Regions from separate parts of the Mus musculus genome. Here region 2 is linked to region 1. The links are chromatin loops, found by intact Hi-C in ENCODE. Cell type or tissue: left cerebral cortex. All regions are shown on one strand.

Region 1 (8,000 bases):
ATGTTGTTCTACCCTACATGCAAAGCCTTCTTTAGGGTCAGCCCCACCAGGACAGAGTCTCTAGCTTCTGTTCCAGCCAATTACAAGCAACACCCCCATCCGGCAGTTTCACTTGTTGCCTCCCAGAATGGACACCACAGAGCCCCTCAAGGCCCCAAAGAGAATGCCATTCGACCAGAGGATGGGCCTACGTGAAGAATACCCGCACCCTGACTCAGCCCCCTGTTTATATCTTTCTCACGAGAACCCAGCAAAGGATACCCCAACCTGATTCCTGTCCACTTTACAGTGTCTGGGCAGAAGAACTGGATCTTCAAAAAAAAAAAAAAAAAGCGCCAGGGACTGGGCGGGGCGGGGCGCTCTTCCTACCTAGAGCAGCGTGGGGACCCGCACCGTGACTGGGAACTAAGGATCCATGCTTCAGTGGGGACCTTGGATTAGGACAAGTTTCCAGTCTGGAAGATGTTAGAAAGAGCAGAAGTAGAGTTTCCAATGGGCGAAGGATAAAAAGGGATTTTTTGAGGAAAGTCGCGGTGGCTTGGGAGTGGCGACCTCAGGAAAAGAACAATAAAATGACAAGGGACAAAAGCTGGACTATGCAGCAGAAGCAGGAAGACCTAAAGGGGGAGTTTAACAGGAATCAGAAGTTAAAAAAAGAAAAGAGGCCACCAATGGAAGAGAGCGCCAGGACCCAAAGCGCATGGGAAGGGCACTTGAGAACCCAGGGAGAACAAATGGTGGCTGAATCCCACCACCAAAGCACTTAGCCACCAGTCCTGGGGACCCGGAACTCTCACAGATCAACGGTCCCCGTCGGGCTCCTGGAAATGAGATCAGGAACCAAGGCGCAGACAAGACCGCTGGAATATCTGCCCTGTGCTTGCGTTTTCCGCAGCATCTCCAGGTCCCTGTGACACTGGGTGCCGCCCCTACCCCCCACCCACAGTAACCATACTGTTGGAAAGGAAGCGCCTGTCACTCCGTGTGGACGTGGCCTTTAAACTGCCCACTCTTTTGGGGAAAGGGGGCGCTAAGCTTTCAGCTACCCACTTCACTCATCTCCCAGCTTCCCTCTTCCCTCATTCCGGATCGTGCCCAAAGTTCCAGGCCTCCCACCGCCACCGCCACAACACACGCCGCCGCTGGTAGCAGCTGCTGGGCGCCGGAGGGGTGTGGGGGGAAGACTAGCAAGCAGGGGGGGGGGGGAGGTGGTGGTGGGGGGAATCCGGTACTTGTCTGGAGACTGCTAGCTGAGCTTTCTACCTGCTCATCTTGGTGCAGGGACCTAAGCCCCTTCTACCACCATTGGGTTAGGTTTTCTCTTTCTTCTTGATTTCTTTGGCTCTGTCCTTTCATCTGAAGTCGGATCTAAGCCCTAAAACTTTGGGCACGTTCCAAACCACCACCGGAAGTCCCCACTGTAAAAGAACAGAGGGGCTGCTACCTAATCATTCCCACATAACAAGTGAAGTTACAGGGAGGGAGGAACGAACGGAAAGTGTCCCACTAACCCTGGCATTTATGACAGCTCCTGGATTTTCCAATCTTTACCGCGCTGCATGAAGGGAACGAGCAAAACCTACAGCTAACATCCATGTAACCTCTTGCTGGAGCCTGCAGTGAGGAGAGCACCGTGGAGGATAGGCTCATGGACTCCAGTTCGAGGTGTAGCCCAGTCTGAGCCTGTTTACTTGTGATGGGACTTGAGCTGGGCATCGCGTTTGCTTTCTGTCCAGAGTTCACTAAGTGACATTACTTGTTCTTTAGACTATCCATCCACTTCATGAACAATAACATCATCGAATATTTACAATGAAGCTGAACTTCTCTTGGTAGGTTTCAAGTGGCGCTGCACACTTGAATCAACAGTCTTTGCACAATTCTACACCAAGGTTCTTCTCAAAATCAGAAAAAGAAAAACAAAAAACCTGCCACACCAAAATAGTCACGTGAAATGTTCATACCTGCTTTAGTTCCATTGGAGTGTATATGGGAAACAATAGCCAAGGAGAGATGAGGCGGGCACGTAAGAGGTGATGTATCCATTCAATGGAATATTATTCAGCAAGAGAAAGGAGAGGGATCAAGACACTTGTCACATCACGGAGGAACCTCAGAAATATGCTAAAAGCCACATGCAATACGACACATTATTCCACTCATATGTAATGTCTAGAAAAGGCAAGTTTACAGATGTGGACGGCATAGCAGTGGTTGCCCCGGGGTTGAGGTTACAAACAGGAACTGGCTATTTTGAAGTGGATTGAAAGCAGTTTCTGCTCAGAAACGCTGTAAATCAAACAGCAATGATGGTTGTACAGATTTGCTAAAACATCTCAGATGATCATTAACAGGAACAGGCATTTCTTTCAGGACGATGAGCGGGCCATTCCGTGACCCACGACTAAACCCCACAGGGGGAACTTCTTGCAAGGCATTTGAAGAGAGAAAATAAGTGGAAAAACTTATTTTCTTCAAGTCTGGTTCTTACGAGCTGCATTAGAGAACCTTATACATGTTAGAGTACTTAACCCTCATCCCTACCCCGTAGTGCTCTAAGCCTCATCCCTACCTACCCCGTAGTGCTCATAAGAGATTAATTCCTAGGGACTCAGACATTCTTGCGCTTGACTCTGCGAGCACACCTACACAGCGTACAGCGTGCATTTCAGAAAGGATTTTTCTTCTTTTTATGATGATGTTAGGATCTATCTTCCAAATCCATATTAAGCACTTGGGTGGAGCAATGTGTGATTTCAGCTCAGATTGTAAAAGGAAAAAGAATAAAGAGAAAAAAAGAGAGAGAGAAGTAACTCCTCAAGTTCCCCCAGGCAGCTACCAAGTTCTGCTGCTTATTTTCTTTGGTGTTTTTGCTTTGCTTTACAGGGGGGTTGAAAACTATGGTTCAAGGTTGTCTATGCCTCCCAATGCAAACCCGAGGAAGCCCAAATGAGCTTCCTCTAGTCTCTGTCTTTATCTGTTTAGCAGAGCTGATAATTTCATGTCTTTCCCTCATCAAAGGGACCCGGTCCCTTTGATGTGCCTTTCCTCTAACTCTGAAGATACCCAGGGCCTAGGTGGCGATTCTTCATTTCTAGCCAGAAGCCCCAGGGTCCCCAGATCTTCTAGAAATTTTTCTTCTAGTAGGCCTTTTGGTAAAAGACCTTGCAAGTAAGGCAAAATCCAAACAGAGAGTAGATTTCCTCAGACTGACTTAGCTTCCATACGTGCATTCCCTCCCAAGGCAGTGAAGGGAGAAAGATGGAATGAGAACACCATGTTGTGTCAACTCTCAAGAAAGAATCAAAACTGTAAAGAGTCACATGTCTTTTTAGCTGTGTCAGAATCCCATCTCTGTCCCTGTCATCTCTGTCCCTGTCGTGTCAAATTTCTGGAAAGAATTGAACAAACATTAAGTCATTCCACAGCAAAGTCAGGATACCACCATAGTCCAACTTGGTGAACTTGTTAGTCTGTCAGGTTTACTTCCAGGAGCAGAAATACCTCCAAAATATCTCCATCACCAAAAGCCTAGACTAGCACGACCCACCAAAGACCTCTGAAGCCTGCTACATGACTTACACTTAGATCATAGTGTCTCTTCCACACAGCCTGGCTTCTCCAAAACTGTCTCCCAACAGTTTATACAGCTGATTATATGAACTTGGAAAAGGGGACGATGAGTGAATCTGGTCAGTCTCAGGGATTTCCTGAAGTTATCGAATTGTTTCTTTGCTGAGCTTAATGGATTTCTATGGAGGATAAAATGCTTCACCTTTTAAGAGCTTCTCCTAAGGACAGAATGTTACCTCAGAGGATACCCCTACGCAGCAATCTCTCAATGGTTGCATGATTTTGAGCAGTCTGTTACCTATCCCCAAATGTGGCTTCCAGGTCTGCAAAATGGAACTATTACCTGAACCTCAATTGCTGTTGAGATTTGCTGTCTACTCTTTCAGAAATAGTAAATGTTGAGCATAGAACAAAGATTCCAAGAGTGAGAGCTATCAATTATTATCATTTTATAACACTTGATCATGGTGCTCTGGTTTATCTGATTTAGAAGAATACATGTTATAATTACAGATTAAAATTGTGAGAATCAGCAATAGGAATCTCAGCCTAGAATACTACAACTGTTGAAAGCTGTTCTAACATTACAGTTTGCAGTGACAACATCAGAAATAAACAGGCTCTGGGTGCATTCTATGTCTGACACAAGTCCCTCAAGTCACACTGGACAAGCATTTCTCTGAGCCTCAGGCCCTATAACTTTGAAAGCTTATCGAAGTTGAGCTCTGGGGTATGGTGGGGGTAGGGTGCAGGGGGCATAAATATATATTTTTTTAATTCACTTTACAGTGAGTGTGAGCTCACTGCCCCTCTCCAGGTCATCCCTCCCACAATCCTTCCCATCATTCCCTTTTCCTTTGGGCGGGTGAGGCTCCCCAACTGGATACCACCCACACCACCACTCCCAACCTTACACATCAAGTCTCTGCCTGGCTAGGTACATCCTTTCCCATTGAGGTCAGACAAGACAGCCCAGCTAGAAGAACATTTTCCACAGATAGGCAACAGCTTTTGGAATAGCCCCTGCTTGCCTCCCCACATAAATGCAGCTTGTTCTTCATAGCGGTTGATTCTTACAGAGCTGACATTTTTAAGTTAAAAGTTTTCTTTCCTCTTCACTAAATGCAAAGAATCTCAGAGGCGCAATTCTCCTTTCTGCCACTAGGAGCAAGCAGGTCACTGTCTTCCGTAAACTAAGACTGCAGGCAGCTGCTCATAGGAAATAATGCCTCCTTCATAAATCTATAGGTAATATTTTTATATCTTACTTCTAGCCTACCCTAAGGGAAATGATGATGTCCATATTATTAATATCCACCATTCCTCGAAGCTAGCTCAGTGTCTGATACATACAAAAGAAAATGAGCCAGTGAGTGTTTTTGAATGAGCTAGTATTTCTGAGTGGATTAAGCCCAGGGTATTAGCTAAATAGTACCATGCTAATATTATACCACAAATGATTCCCATACTCAGTGTCTTAAAATAAAATTTACTATCTTATCTGTGAGTTTGTTGGGTTGTTAGGTCTAGAGTTAGTTGGCCTGTGAAAACTCAGTTTGTCTTTCTGAATTTCTTTTCATCCTTCCGAGATTACGCTGCTCATATTCTCACAGTGAAGTAAACCATATAAGACACCATGGAGTGGGAATATACAAGGCTCCTGAGTAGTGAGGTCCAGTACCGGAGACTTTCTCTTTTAACTTATACCCTGTTGGCCAGAACATACTACAGGACCAGACAGATAGTTAAAACAATGGGAAAATGGAATATGGTTTTTGTTGTTGTTGTTGTTTTGTGGTGGGAGAAACTTCAGAGTTGAGTGAGGAATCATTTCCTTGCAGAGGAGTAGGACATGTTAGAGCAGCTGATGCCTACTCCAAGAGGCAGAAGCAGCTTTCCCTCATTCCCCCTCAGGGCCATCTTGGGTTTTCAGGTCCGTGGGTTCTCATAGACACAAATACAATTCTCCAAAATATTAGAGACAAATGACCGAAGAAGCATTCAGCTTCACTTCAAATCGCTATAACAATGTCCTCACTTTTAATCAAGGTTCATGATGGAAAGGGAGAGGGCAAGCTGAAAAAAATAATGTAATAACAATAACCGCTAGGTTTTATTCAGCCTGTTTGATATTCCAGAAGCATTTATATATAAAACTAACAATCCTCAAAACATTCTTTTAAAGCCTATATTACCATCCCTATTTTACAGATGAGAGAGCTGTGAGATGGAATTGCATGCAGTGGCCAGGTGACTCCAGTTGGTAAACAGGAGAGCTGGGGCTCCAGTCTGTACGTATTTGGTTCTCAAGGTGTCTGTCCCATTAGCCCGCCTTTCAAGGGAGAACTTGGTGATGATCTTCAGTCTTGCTATGATAAAGAGTTGGAAGAAGAGAGGAGAAATAGATCAGATCCTGAAGCACAGTGCCTCATAGGTAAATAAATGTCATTGAAGAGACCATGATAAACAGGTGAACAACAGAGAGAGAGAGAGAGAGAGAGAGAGAGAGAGAGAGAGAGAGAGAGAGAGAGAGAGAGAGAGAGGCAGAAAGAGAAGAGAGGCAGCAAGATGACTCTGAAATTGAGGTTGCCAGCAAGCCTGAGATTCAGATTCAGTCTCCCCAGACTCACACACGGATGGCTAGAACTCTGACTTCTGCGGGCTTTCCTCAGACCTCCATACACATACACACTCATGAATGCACACACACACACACACACACACACACACACACACACACACACACACACAAATAAATTTTCAAAACTTTAAGAAAGAAACAGAGAATGTATATCAGCTAGAAGGCAGCTGTGCAGTAAGGAAGACCAAATACACATGGAGATGCATGTGAAAATGGCCCCATTTCCATGCAGAAATCTGTGGGCTTGAAGGCATTGAGTTTCCTGACCGCCACAAGGATGCTAAGTGTAACTGTCTCACACAAGCCTCCTTTTTCTGCTATGTAGAAATGAGCAGCCCTTGTTTACCTTGCAGATCCCCGTTGCTACTTGATAACCTATTTGTCTCTCTGCTATCATTTGAGGACAAGTAATCCAACGTCAAGACACTCTGATCTGTTGCTTACAGTTCATCCATCTGTTATTTCTTTCCTCTATTAGTACTTGCCCACTTAATGGGATTTGCCCCTGACTCTCAGCAGCAGCAGCACCCACTCATCACTCCAAAGACCTCTGACCTTCATTTCCTATCCATTTCAACAAATGTATCCCCATCTATAACAGATGTATCTAGTAGAAATAGCACTGTGTCTGATGTGTGTGTGTGTGTGTGTGTGTGTGTGTGTGTGTGTGTGTGTGTGTGTGTGACTTATTTGTGTTGGTTGTCTTACCCTACTAAGATACAAGCTTCAGGAGGGCAAAATACATACCCTCCCTTGTTCACTCCTATAACTTGAGCATCCGACACAGGGCTGGGCATATGGTAGGCACTCAGTAAATATTTGTAGAATGAATTCATGAATACTAAATGCATAAATAATGCTATCCGAATGAATGAGTCCTCAACCCTAAAGCAGATGGATCACCTCCTTGAATCTAAGCATGGCACGAATGTCCCTTGTTGACAAAGTGAATGTAAGGATGCCAATTATTCACATTACAAAAAAATAAAAGTAAAAATAAAGAACCAGAGCCTTCGATTTTCCAAGTTTGCATTCAGAAGCTAGTTAAAATAGCTACCTCCCTTACTGGTTTTAAAAAGATAATCCAATTTACAAAATGATGGGTTATAGGCAACTTTCCTAGAGTGTATGGATTCCCCAAATTCAAGTATACAGGTAAGCATGATGACAAGTCTGCAGCCGCTTTTTGACTCCACTTTGTTTGCTGTATGGGCTGGGAAAGTGGTTTACTGAGACACCTCGCAGAAGGCTATTTCCATGTTCATATGTGCATACATTTACATCCCTTTTAAAACCCCTGAATAGAAGCATTCAAATGTGTTTGCTCTCCAGGAGAATCATTGGAAATGTATTCAAGTTTGAGACTCGCTTGCTTTGCAAATAGACTACAATTTGGACAACAGCGAGTCCCATGGAGATGTGTGTTCCAATTTTCATGACCTTTCATTCAGTACTGGGAAAAGAAAGGCAGAAATCATCCTTAATCGTTCTTAATGTTCTAGACTTCGGGTGGTTGAATTCACTCAGCATGACAGGTTAGTATTTCCATATTTGATCTAGATGCTGTACATCTTTCCCTCTCCCAGCTGCCTTGGCTGTCTCTGGCTCAAGGCCGAGTCATAGTGGTGTTTCCTTGTAACATAAGGTGAACCAAAAAACTGGAGTCCTTTTACACCAAAGGTGGCTTAAGGGCTTTCTTCTTGGAAATGGTATTCTGGAACAGACTGTCCATTTTGAGTCACCTCAGTTCTGAGCTGTAAAACGCAATTCACTCCTCACTTAATAA
Region 2 (8,000 bases), 1.3 Mb after region 1:
GGAGAAGTTTTCTGCTGTTTATAGATTACCTACCTTAGGTGAGAGATAGAGAGAAGATTCCTAGTGGGGCTGGACCTTTTCTGCAAATCCCATGTGTGTCGAGCTCAATGTCACAGTCCTCCTCCAAATGCCTGACGATCCAGAATGTCAAAGGCCACAGAGCTGATCAAGAGCAATGCTGAAGTTGAACATGACCCTTTCCAAGACTCCTCCTTTGGGATTCTGCCTTAGTTAGGGTTTTACTGCTGTGAACAGATACCGTGACCACAGCAACTCTTACAAGGATAACATTTAATTGGGGCTAGCTTACAGGTTCAGAGTTTCAGTCCATTGTCATGAAGGCAGGAACATGGCAGCATCCAGGCAGGCATGGTGCAGGTCGAGCTGAGAGTTCTACATCTTCACCTGAAGGCTGCCAGCAGAATACTGACCTCCAGGCAGCTAGGATGAAGGTCTTAAAGCTCACACCCACAGTGCCACGCCTACTTCAAAAAGGTCACACCTATTGGAACAGGGCCACACCTTCTAATAGCGCCACTCCTTAGGCCGAGCATATACAAACCATTACAGATTCCCTAACCCCAGTCCTCCAAGGTATAATAGACCATCCATCAAAATGGTCTCCTCTAGTCTAGTGACCAAGTCCACTGATATACAGGCCCCAGGCCCTGCAAAATCACACACAATCACACACGTCCTGGGTAAACCACCTCTACCAATGGAGCTGCAGGTCACTCACTTAACAGAGGAGAGAGATGTCACCATGATGACCTCTGAGCTCAAGCCAGCTCCCTCCAGATTCCCACATCTCATTATCACCTAACAAGCATAACTTGGCATCTCCACTGCTCAGCGTCTTCATCCTTCAGAGGGGTTCCCAGGAGGAAAATATTTGGGCTTCCAAATAACCCAACCTTCTAAAGCAAGGCAACTGGCTCAGTGGTTGATGGCCTTGAGGCATCTGTGAGAATGGGGTGGACTGGTAGCCCTGTGGCTCTGCAGCCCACACTCTGGGTCCTATGAGGAACACTTCCCAGTGCCTGGCATGAAGCTCTGGCACGTGCTTCAGCTCTGTCCTCAATGGCTTTGACATTGTCCCTCTGCATAACATTCTTATTGTGCCTGCAAAGCCACTGGATTAAGGCGAGCAGGCAGAGCCAGCTCACCAGGAGGAGGCTGATCAAGAAGGGGAGACAGGGAGCTTTAAGAAAAGCTGAAGGTGACTCGCCTTCCAAATTAGTGGCTTTGATTGGGAAGGAACCTGCTGATCGTGCATGCACAAGGACCCTGGGGAAGCCTTGCGTCTTTACCTGGAAGCTGCAGGAGGCACACGGAGCAGGAGGCTGCTGTGTGTTGTCCTTAGATCGTGTGACTGTGAGACCTCTCTGCACCCAAGGATTGAGCAATGGAGGGAAGTGTGGTTCAGAAGGGTCACAGGATCCGGGAAATGCATCGTCCTAGTGTGAAGAGTGTCTTCCCTCGCTGTTCTTATTTATATTTTATTATGACTCTTATCAAATGTTTTCTTGTAAGTCATCTCAGAGCCTTTGGGGAATAAAACAAAGCAAAATAAATGCTTTGGAGTTTAAGTGTGGGAGGGACAGCGCCGAGCAGCAAAAGCATGTGGTAGAGTTGTCAGAGGGGCTTTGTAGAAAGACAGAGAGAGAGAGAGAGAGAGAGAGAGAGAGAGAGAGAACGCAGCCAGCAGCAGAAGCCACAATTAGACATGTCTACACTCCCTTAAAGCCCATGAGACAGGTCTCCACGTTCAATCCATCGCAGGGGCAGCTTGCATTCAGAGGACTCCTTCCTCAGCTCCCCCTGAGCCTAGCACTGTGCCAGTGATGAACAAAGGACTAGACCATAATATTCAAATCCTTGTCCTTTTTATTTCTCCCTGCTGTGTAAGCCTAGGGATGTCTTTTAAATTCTGCTTTAAATTAGTGTGTATTCAGTATAACATTTACACACATGAATGTCATGTACTTTCTCTCCCCTCCATCCCCTGCTCTCGTCCCCTATCCCTCCTCCACTTCATATTCCAGTTCCCTTCCTCTTCCCAAGTTGTCTCCCTCCTGCTTTATGGTTTACTGTTCCTTCTGATTACAGCTTTCATATATGAGGGGAAATATGCCCTCCTTGTCTTTATGACTTGCCTATTTCACATAACATTATGATCTCCAGTTATAACCCTTTTTCCTAATAATTACACAATTCCATTGCTCATTATAAATTAATAAAACCACATTGTGTATTAGTTCCAGGTTTTCTTTAGCCATTCATCTGTTACTGGTCACATATGCTGATTCCACAATCTGGCCATAGTAAACATGGATGTGTGGGGATCTCTATTGTATGCTGACTTATGTGCCCAGGGGCAGTATGTGAGATTATCCGGTGGTCCTATCTCTAATTAAGGAGCCTCCATACTGTTTCCATAGTGACTAGTTTATATTCCCCATCCCACCCCACACACAGGCATCCTCGCCAGTATTCATTATTGTTTGATTTTCTTTTCGTGATAACCATTCTGAATGGAGTGAGAAGGGCTCTCTGATGTAGTTTGACTTTGCATTTCCTAGATGGCTAATGATGTTGAACGCCTTCTCATATATTTAGTGCATGCCTCTTATGAGCTATGAATGAGATCATAGAGAGCTCACCTGCTCAAGTTGGACTTGACCTTCATGCATAAAAGAGTTTTCTGCAAATGTGGGTCTTAAAACTAGACGTGTTGCCATGAGTTGCCTCCCAGGCTCAGGACTAAAGCCGAGTCTAAATGGGAGTCTAAGTGTTCATGGAACAGATCTCCAATCCCAGGCGGTGATCTGGAATGTGGAATGTGGGAATACCAGAACAAAAAAGGCTGGAAAGTCTGGGGACAGCTACATAAAGGAGGACAGATGTCTCTGATGCTGAGGAAGACAGAAGTCTCCAGACAAGGGGAGCAGTATGCATGGAAGCTTAGAGATGAGCATTGTGGGAATGCGGAGAACCATGTGGAAGCTAAGCCAGCCTCATGTGGGAGGTGAGAAAAGTCTGTCTCTGGAAGGAGCTAGCTCCTCAGTATCAGAGCAGCCAGGAAATGTGCCTAAGCCTGAGCTTCGGGTGTTTGTTCTCTCCTGCTTAATTTCTGAGGAAACAGAGCAAGACCGGAAGAACACCTCAGTGGTTTGGTGTTCGCTTGCATGGGTGAGGCTCTAAATTTAACCCCCAATAGACTAGCAAGGCTAATAATCCAATAATCTGCATAGATAGATGGATGCATTATATTCTGTGTGTGTGTGTGTGTGTGTGTGTGCGCGTGTGCGTAAGAGAGAGAGAGCAAGAGAGACTGACAAACATTCAGACAGAGACAGAGAGGGGAGGGAGAGAGGAAGAAGGGGAGAACTGAATGCCACGTAAATACTTAAAAAGCAAAGAACCACAGACTTCTTGCACACACATCCAAATGACAAAGTCCCTGGAATTTCTGCCTTTTTCTGAGTTTAAAGGACTAAAATTAGGCTTGTCTCAGAGAGGGAAGAGCTCCCGGTTTCAGAGAAGGCTATAACACTAACACCTGCTACTCGATCAATATGTGGTGAATGAATGAATGAGCAGAGGAGAGAGCCACTCGTTATTTTTCAGGCACGGTCCTCTTTCCTTCCAGTTGGGTGATGGTTACAATTCTCATCAGCTGTAAACATTCTCACTAGCATATTATTACTGAACACCCAGCAGAGAGCCCAGCCCTCCATACTAGGAGCCTCCAAAGTTAACATAGCCAGGATTTTATTATGAACATTAAGTCTAAAATCTTAGAAGGAGAACTCAGGTGGCCAATCAGGGGTAGAGGTGAGAAGGGCTCTTCTGCCTCATCCCATGGGCCCTGCACATATTCCCTGGCCCCTTCCTGAATACTCCACAAGGGACGTCCTTCCTCCCTTCATGACCTAGAGCCATGCACCCTTCCTCTACTGGGGATAAGAAAAACTGCTTCTCTCCCCTACAGTCTCCACCCACCTTAGCTGCAATCTAACTTTTAGTGATGTACAAGTATTTAGTGAGCATTACCTCACTGGTTCCTCCTGGATACCCACCTAGGTCATTTTTAGCCTCGTTTATAGATGTGGAAACTTAAGTTCCGAGAGATCCAAGGCCCCTCGCCCCCAGTGTGTGAGTCAGAACTGAAATCTCCATAGACTGCTCCCAACATGCCTCCCACCCTTCGTGAACAACACTGGGATTTGGGGCACATTCGCATCCATACCACCAGTGCTGTTGATTGCTTACTATTCTTCTTTAGAATGACTCAATTCGTGTTTAATTCTTAAAATATATTTAAAGAAAATCATATATATCTTTGTGCAGCGTATGAAAACCTTCTCAGTAGCAGCCGGGAGAGAAAACAGCGAGTTAAACCAAATGGAAGACTGCTGCCTGCTGAAGATGCAGGGCCAAGCCCAGATCCTACTCGATCTCTATTCAAGGGGGGTAGGGGACAGGGGTGGGGGCGGAAGAGCAGGTGGGCAGGGCAAAGCTGAAGAGTCCATGGACACTGGCCATTACATCACCAACATGATGGTGGAGCTCTCAAAGTATCCCTTTCTCATCCGTGATCCAGTGCTGCAAACACTGAATCTGGCTTCTGGCAATTCCTCCTAATTACTTAACTGTAGCAGCATTTGGGCCACCTGAAGAAAATGGTACCTCAGTCTGTCCTGCAACTTAGTCGTCTCCAGGGCTCAATGTTCATCCCAGAGCCCTGTGCCACCTGCTTCATGGGCCAGTTCTTCCTCAGAGTGACCCGTAAGTCCCCGTGGCCAGTACCAATCCCCACAGTTGAAAATCATATCTAAGTCCTTACCCACATGAATGAGACCATCATCGATGGAGAAGCCCAAACCACTCCCTGAGAAGTGACAAGCTGCAGGCTGCTTAGACAGCCCTCCATCCTCACTCTGATGGAATCCACTGTCCAATGACAGACCAAGAGGGGCGGTACATGCCAACAGCCTAACTGGGCTTGTGTGGAGCACTGGAAGAAAAACAAGGATGCATTGTCTCATCTGGGGACAAGAGCTGTGGGTGATGCAGATAAGAAAACCTCTCTCCCATTGCTCTATGTGGCTCCCCACACAGGGTTGTGGGTAACTGGGGGTACCGACCCCATCTTACATGTGAGCCCCCCACCCAGCAGGCTGCATTAACAGAACAGCACGTTGGCTGCTCCATGTGGAGCCATAATTAAAAAGACCTGCTCACCAAATGGGATTTTATTTTCCATATTCCATGTTTCCGCAAATGTTCCAGGCTTTAATCAAATCCCCGTGTCTCCAACTCATCATTTCCGTGGCTCACGTCCACCATCCTCCAGCTCCTACAAACCCAGAACATGGAACAACCCCCGAACATAGGAAAAGTGTAATAAAAGAGGTGATGTTGGGAGGAAGATTAAGAAGAGAAAGAACAAGTAGACCCTGTCTTTGGCTTCCTTCTTCCTAGAGAGGCCATGTCAGTGCCCAGGGAAATCACATGGGGGCTTAGGAAAGCCAGGGGTGTCATAGATGGGTGGTGGGGGTGAGAATCCTCTAGAAGTTTTCCTGGAAGAGATTATGTGAACACTCTTCCAGGTCAGTCACCATCCACGCTGTCCCTATGCCAACAGAGCTTTTAGGATCCCGGATACTAGCCAAGAGTGGCGGTGCCCATTTATAATGGCTGTGCTCAAGAGCCTGAGGAAGGGAGACCGCAAGTCCAAGGCCAGCGTGGGCTACGTATAGAGACCTTGTCTCAAAAGGAAGTGAAAAAAGAAAGGAAGAGAGAAGAGAATCCCGAATGCTGAACAACCTCCTTGGGCTAGATTTAAGCAGCAGAAGAGAAGCCTTTGCTGAGAGCCCTGGCTCCCCCTAGTGACCGTCAAAGGAATCGACATCCACTGCAAATGTTCTGAATGGGAAGTTCCAGGCTGGGAAAAAAACAAGGTCAGGTCCCCTCTATCCAGCACACCTCAGGGCATTCCTGAGATCTCCTGAGCTTGGCTTCTGGGTCAGACACCTGAAAAGCCCGCCTCTGTGCTGAGTGCAGAATCTTCGCAGTGCCTCGGAGGCCCGTGGAAATTCCATTAGCTTGAAGTCTGAATGCTTGTGAGGGATCTTTAACTCCCTAGTGCCCTTGGTAACCAATGTTTAAGTACAGTCCAAGAGCAGGAAATTAACTCTGCTATCCACGCCATGTGGGCTTGAAAAGTGCACCTAAAAGTCCTCCCCCGTATGTAAATAATTGGTAGTTTTTAATAGCTATTGTTGAGCCTGTGACAGCCCTCTTATTAAGGCACTTACCTAAGTTTTCTGCCTACTTTCGTCTTGGAGAGAAGAGGAAAAGTATGCCCGGTTGCAATAACAATGCTTACCTCCAGGCAGTCCTAGCACTATTCACCGGTCTGGGTGTCGCACTGCCCACAGCTCTGCCCTGATTGGGCTTGCCCTCTGCTCCCTTCTCCCAGGTCCAGGGCATCACACCAGGCAGGATGCCCAGGGAGGGTGTGTCTTCTGTAAGAATGACCCCTAAAACATCTCCAAGGGAAGAAATCTCCTTCGAAGTCTTAACTGCCCAGGGAGGCTGAGTCTTCTGCAGGAATGACCCATAAAACAGCTCCTTGGGGAGAAATTGCTTTTGGAGTCTCAACTCCTTGACTGCCAGGAAACCAGCTGGAGGGTGATGTTCACTTAACTGGAGGCAACAAAATCTTTGCTAAAATAGGCACAGGGAACTCTCCCTAAGGCCCTGCAAGGAGGGAGGGGGGGGGGCGCTGAGCCTTGTGTCCTTTGCAGGAGCAGTTGAGAACAGGAGAGATGTTCCCTGAAAAATCTTCCTCTCTGTATCTTACAATGCTCCCGGAGAGATGGTTCAGTGGTTAGAGGAGGTCTCTTGCAGACGACTTAGGTTCAGCTCCCAGAATTCACATAACATCTCACGACCATCTGTAGCTCCAGTTCCAGGGGATTCCATGCCCCCTTCTGGCCTTTGCAGGTACTAGTCACACATTCAGTGCACAGGTATGCATGCAAGTTAAGTACTCATGCGCATAAAATAAAAATTAATTAATTATACTACATGTGATGGGAGCAGCAATGTCTCCTGCAAAGTGCACCAAGGCTTTTAAGTGATATAACTAATATGTGTGAAGACGTTCTCAGTACCAGAAACTTGGGGAAAACATACCGTAAGTGTGGATGATTCAAAGCTGTTTGTCCAAGGTCCTTTAGTGAGGCAGGAGGATAGCTCTGCCAACCTGGCATCAAGGAGGACTGGAATAAACAAGGCAGGTTGTAGCTGCTATTCACTCCCCCATAGGGACGATGCAAGGCCAGAATATTTAGGGAAGACACATGACCCCCTAGGACAACAGTTTCCAACCTGTGAGTTGCTATCTGCTTTGGGTGTTGAAAGATCATTTCACAGGAGTTGCACATCAGATATCCTGCATATCAGATATTTACCTTATGATTCATCGCAGTAGCAAAATCACAGTTGTGAAGTAGTAATGGGATCCATTTACGGTTGGGATTCATCACAACATAAGGAACTAAAGGGTCGCAGTGTTAGTGGCTCTCAACCACTGCCCTGGGACATGACATTATCATTTATGGATTTCTAGGCTCCGGGGAGGGAGGGGGGCTTCAAGAGGATAACAGATGGATGTGGCCCGGGGATTCCTTTGGGAGTTTTGAGATGTGCAGCAGGCATCCCAGCTCTGGATAAACCAGCAAACTGACAAACCTGATTAGGGTACAGCACAATTTCCCAGCATGGAATTCTTGGAGACTGAGCCCCACCCAACCTGCCAGACTACCTGGGTCCCTTATGTAGACTAAGAGCATTGCCTCCTACTGATGATGGTGGGGCTCAGCCCTCTGCTGAGTCACTAGACACCTAGACCTGGCTTAACACCATCAAACATATTGGAAGGGCCTCCTCCTCCACAAACTACACTAATTAATTTGTGATCCCCGGCA

Evidence for each region. A loop is a pair of places that touch in the nucleus more often than their neighbours do. Peaks named below come from ENCODE experiments on the same cell type or tissue, not always from the same donor. Only the 100,000 strongest peaks of a DNase experiment are listed, where the experiment ranks them.
Region 2: it touches region 1 in a loop (4-fold over the local background); 3 of 42 quality-filtered maps call a loop at or near these places.

The regions. Positions count from the first base shown.
Region 1 is chr8:102,785,767-102,793,766 of GRCm38, forward strand. No RefSeq gene overlaps it. Among named protein-coding and RNA genes, the nearest start is that of Cdh11, 4.7 kb to the left of the region's middle. In left cerebral cortex, a CTCF peak has its summit at 4,734; DNase peaks (open chromatin) are centred at 420, 1,018, 2,754 and 4,726; H3K4me3 peaks cover 1,243 bases; H3K27ac peaks cover 1,462 bases.
Region 2 is chr8:104,045,238-104,053,237 of GRCm38, forward strand. No RefSeq gene overlaps it. Among named protein-coding and RNA genes, the nearest start is that of Gm39236, 11 kb to the right of the region's middle. In left cerebral cortex, CTCF peaks have their summits at 3,934, 5,897 (motif pointing left) and 7,028 (motif pointing left); DNase peaks (open chromatin) are centred at 2,995, 3,503, 4,151, 4,638 and 5 more places; H3K27ac peaks cover 3,015 bases.